Linked DNA regions of Homo sapiens: region 1 is linked to region 2. The links are chromatin loops, found by intact Hi-C in ENCODE. Cell type or tissue: pancreas. All regions are shown on one strand.

Region 1 (2,500 bases), 65 kb before region 2:
GTGTGAGAGCGAGCGGTGCATTTGCATGTTGCGGAGTGATTAGTGGGTTTGAAAAGGGAACCGTGGCTCGGCCTCATTTCCCGCTCTGGTTCAGGCGCAGGAGGAAGTGTTTTGCTGGAGGATGATGACAGAGGTCAGGCTTCGCTAATGGGCCAGTGAGGAGCGGTGGAGGCGAGGCCGGGCGCCGGCACACACACATTAACACACTTGAGCCATCACCAATCAGCATAGGTGTGCTGGCTGCAGCCACTTCCCTCACCCACACTCTTTATCTCTCACTCTCCAGCCGCTGACAGCCCATTTTATTGTCAATCTCTGTCTCCTTCCCAGGAATCTGAGAATTGCTCTCACACACCAACCCAGCAACATCCGTGGAGAAAACTCTCACCAGCAACTCCTTTAAAACACCGTCATTTCAAACCATTGTGGTCTTCAAGCAACAACAGCAGCACAAAAAACCCCAACCAAACAAAACTCTTGACAGAAGCTGTGACAACCAGAAAGGATGCCTCATAAAGGTGAGTCCGCTTCTTTCTTCTCGCTTTATTTTTATTGCAATATTCAGACAGGTCTCCCCCTTCCTCCCCCCTTCCTTCCTCCCCTCTCGCCGGTCCCCTCCCCCACTGCTACGCCGGGAGAGTTGGGCCGGAGAAGTTTCCACGCAGGAGCCCAAACTTTCTACTTCCAGCGAAAGCCCGCGTCGGAGGGCGACTGCCGGCGAGCGGGAGCGGCGCAGGGCTCGGGGCGGGCGGCCAGCTCAGCCCCAGCGCCAGCGCCAGCGCCAGCGCGGGCTGAGCTCGCGGGAAGAAGGGAGACTCCAGGCGCGACAGCAGCCGCGGCTCCTAGCCCCAGCGTCGCCCAATGCTCCCGACCCGCGGGAAAAGACGAAGAGGCTCTGTGGTGCCCAAGGCCCTGGAACGGCCGCAGAGAGCAACCGCTGCCGGCTGCTTTGTCCAGCCCGAGGCCCAGCGAACGCGCAGAGAGCGGGCGCTCCGAGGACTCGCCGAGGGAGCGCCGAGGGAACCTGCTCGCCGCGTCTCCGCCCGCCCGCCGGCCCTCGGGCTTTGTGCCGCACTGGGCTCCGGCGCAGAAGAGTCAGCCGGCACTCGAGCGCCGAGGGGGGCACCGCGCCCGCCACCAGCCCGAGTGGAGTCAGTCGGCAAGGCAGCCGCACGCTGGAGGTAGAGGGAAGAGCGAGCTAGCGCGAGCCGGGAAGGAAGCCACCAGGCCAAGGCGGTGGAACGCGCGCTCCGAGGGAGCTCAGAGCCGAGCGGGAGGACTGTCAGCTTCCACCCAGCCCCCGGGCTCTTGCCCCCAACTCCACTGGAGCGCTGAGCTCGGAACTTGAAAACTCTCTGCTCCCCAGGCTTCCCCCGACTCTCATCTCCCTTGCCTTGCGGAGGCTGGGGCTCTTCCCTGTTCTCCGGCCCCCTGCGCTTGGTGGGTATTTTTCCTTGTTTTCCTCTGATCCAGTCTCACCAGGTGTTGGGATTTCAGCAAGTTTTGAGGTGCAGAGTTGGTTTGCTTTTTTGTTTGTTTTACTCCGAATCCCCTTATGTTTTTCTTGGTAAGGCCTTGAAAATAAATCTGTATGAAAGCATTGGCCTTCCCCCTCGTCTGATCACTTCTTCTCCCGGCTAATTAGTCGGAGTAATTTGAGAGCTTTCGATTCTAAGATCCCAGGAGGAAAAGTGTCTTTTCAAAGTTCATAAAGTTGTTGCCTCTTTCCTTGTGCAGATTTTCTCAGTCTCCCTGCGCCATAATAGCCCTGAATTTTAGCAAGTGTAATTGGGGGAAATGGAGTTGAATTTCAAGTGGAAATGCTTTCTTTTTCGAGTGCTAAAACCTGGCTCTTCATTCATGAGCGATTTCTAGAAAGTTTAAAAACAAAGTGAACGTGGTTTCTTTCTTTCTTCCTTTTTATTTTTCTTATACTCTCCCAAGCTCCCTAAGCCATTCTGGACGTTTAACTCGAACTTGGGAAGGTTTTAGAAGGGGCTGGGAGCAGAAAATGAAATGAAAGGCAAAGAGCTTGAGCCTGGCGAGTTTACTGAAGAGAAATAATAGTTGTTGCGGTTGACATTACATTTTTTATAGCCAGTGACCTTTGCAAAAGCGTGAAGGCAGTTTGATTAGTTGTTATCTTATTTGGCCCTAGAGAGTAAAACTTTGTCATCATAATTGCTAATTACTCTTTTGGCTGGGGGCGGGAGGACCGAGAGCTCTCCCCTTTACCTCAGTTAAAGAGTTTGGGGATGGAATTTGAGAATTAAGTAATTAAAAAAAGAACAGCATTTGAAAACTGAGGCTTGTGTTGGGGACAGAGAGGTGGGGGCAGTGACCACTCTCTTGTGGTCCAAGGCTGGGGCGACTCCAAAATGTCTGGAGACTCCTTCGTTCAGGATGTGGTTCTATGGCCCCAGCGAGGCCGTACAGAGCCTCGGGCTGAGCTGGGGGGCTGAGGCTGCAGTTGGGGGTCTGACCTCTCCGGTGCACAGGA
Region 2 (2,500 bases):
TGGACATTTACGTTGGTTCCAAGTATTTGCTATTGTGAATAGTGACGCAATAAACACACGTGTGCATGTGTCTTTATAGCAGCATGATTTATAATCCTTTGGGTATATACCCAGTAATGGGATGGCTGGGTCAAATGGTATTTCTAGTTCTAGATCCGTGAGGAATCACCACACTGACTTCCACAATGGTTGAACTAGTTTACAGTCCCACCAACAGTGTAAAAGTGTTCCTATTTCTCCACATCCTCTCCAACACCTGTTATTTCCTGACTTTTTAATGACCGCCATTCTAACTGGTGTGAGATGGTATCTCATTGTGGTTTTGATTTGCATTTCTCTGATGGCCAGTGATGATGAGCATTTTTTCATGTGTTTTTTGGCTGCATAAATGTCTTCTTTTGAGAAGTGTCTGTTCAGATCCTTTGCCCACTTTTTGATGAGGTTGTTTTTTTCTTGTAAATTTGTTTGAGTTCATTGTAGATTCTGGATATCAGCCCTTTGTCAGATGAGTAGGTTGCAAAAATTTTCTCCCATTCTGTAGGTTGCCTGTTCACTCTGATGGTAGTTTCTTTTGCTGTGCAGAAGTTCTTTAGTTTAATTAGATCCCATTTGTCAATTTTGGCTTTTGTTGCCATTGCTTTTGGTGTTTTAGACATGAAGTCCTTGCCCATGCTTATGTCCTGAATGATATTGCCTAGGTTTTCTTCTAGGGTTTTTGTGGTTTTAGATCTAACATTTAAGTCTTTAATCCATCTTGAATTAATTTTTGTATAAGGTGTAAGGAAGGGATCCAGTTTCAGCTTTCTACATATGGCTAGCCAGTTTTCCCAGCACCATTTATTAAATAGGGAATCCTTTCCCCATTGCTTGTTTTTGTCAGATTTGTCAAAGATCAGATAGTTGTTGATGTGTGGTATTATTTCTGAGGGCTCTGTTCTGTTCCATTGGTCTATATCTCTGTTTTGGTACCAGTACCATGCTGTTTTGGTTACTGTAGCCTTGTGGTATAGTTTGAAGTCAGGTAGCATGATGCCTCCAGCTTTGTTCTTTTGGCTTAGGATTGACTTGGCGAAGTGGGCTCTTTTTTGGTTCCACATGAACTGTAAAGTAGTTTTTTCCAATTCTGTGAAGAAAGTCATTGGTAGCTTGATGGGGATGGCATTGAATCTATAAATTACCTTGGGCAGTATGGCCATTTTCACAATATTGATTCTTCCTACCCATGAGCATGGAATGTTCTTCCATTTGTTTGTATCCTCTTTTATTTCATTGAGCAGTGGTTTGTAGTTCTCCTTGAAGAGGTCCTTGACATCCCTTGTAAGTTGGATTCCTAGGTATTTTATTCTCTTTGAAGCAGTTGTGAATGGGAGTTCACTCATGATTTGGCTCTCTGTTTGTCTGTTAATGGTGTATAAGAATGCTTGTGAGTTTTGCACATTGATTTTGTATCCTGAGACTTTGCTGAAGTTGCTTATCAGCTTGAGGAGATTTTGGGCTGAGACGATGGGGTTTTCTAGATATACAATCATGTCATCTGCAAACAGGGACAATTTGACTTCCTCTTTTCCTAATTGAATACCCTTTATTTCCTTCCCCTGCCTGAGTGCCCTGGCCAGAACTTCCAACACTATGTTGAATAGGAGTGGTGAGAGAGGGCATCCCTGTCTTGTGCCAGTTTTCAAAGGGAATGCTTCCAGTTTTTGCCCATTCAGTATGATATTGGCTGTGGGTTTGTCATAGATAGCTCTTATTATTTTGAGATACGTCCCATCAATACCTAATTTATTGAGAGTTTTTAGCATGAAGCATTGTTGAATTTTGTCAAAGGCCTTCTCTGCATCTATTGAGATAATCATGTGGTTTTTGTCTTTGGTTCTGTTTAAATGCAGAATTACATTTATTGATTTGCGTATGTTGAACCAGCCTTGCATCCCAGGGATGAAGCCCACTTGATCATGGTGGATAAGCTTTTTGATGTGCTGCTGGATTCAGTTTGCCAGTATTTTATTGAGGATTTTTGCATCAATGTTCATCAAGGATATTGGTCAAAATTCTTTTTTTGTTGTGTCTCTGCCAGGCTTTGGTATCAGGATGATGCTGGCCTCATAAAATGAGTTAGGGAGGATTCTCTCTTTTTCTATTGATTGGAATAGTTTCAGAAGGAATAGTACCAGCTCCTCCTTGTACCTCTGGTAGAATTCGGCTGTGAATCCATCTGATCCTGAGCTTTTTTTGGTTGGTAAGCTATTGATTATTGCCTCAATTTCAGAGCCTGTTATTGGTCTATTCAGAGATTCAACTTCTTCCTGGTTTAGTCTTGGGTGGATGTACGTGTTGAGGAATTTATCCATTTCTTCCAGATTTTCTAGTTTATTTGCATAGAGGTGTTTATAGTATTCTCTGATGGTAGTTTGTATTTCTGTGGGATCGGTGGTGATATCCCCTTTATCATTTTTTATTGCGTCTATTTGATTCTTCTCTCTTTTCTTCTTTATTGGTC

The links. A loop is a pair of places that touch in the nucleus more often than their neighbours do. Peaks named below come from ENCODE experiments on the same cell type or tissue, not always from the same donor. Only the 100,000 strongest peaks of a DNase experiment are listed, where the experiment ranks them.
Region 1: it touches region 2 in a loop (4-fold over the local background); 2 of 110 quality-filtered maps call a loop at or near these places.

What each region holds. Positions count from the first base shown.
Region 1 is chr11:31,808,846-31,811,345 of GRCh38, reverse strand. It overlaps PAX6 (paired box 6), which reads left to right and starts at 24. Exons shown (of 14, transcript NM_001368894.2): 1 at 24-231; 2 at 331-518. RefSeq lists enhancers at 129-186, 1-458 and a promoter at 1-241. In pancreas, no CTCF peak of the experiment used is centred here; DNase peaks (open chromatin) are centred at 1,055 and 1,225; H3K4me3 peaks cover 949 bases; H3K27me3 peaks cover 2,198 bases.
Region 2 is chr11:31,743,998-31,746,497 of GRCh38, reverse strand. The region is part of intron 9 of ELP4 (elongator acetyltransferase complex subunit 4); the gene reads right to left. The region is part of intron 2 of ELP4-AS1 (ELP4 antisense RNA 1); the gene reads left to right. Among named protein-coding and RNA genes, the nearest start is that of ELP4-AS1, 23 kb to the left of the region's middle. In pancreas, no CTCF peak of the experiment used is centred here; no DNase peak of the experiment used is centred here.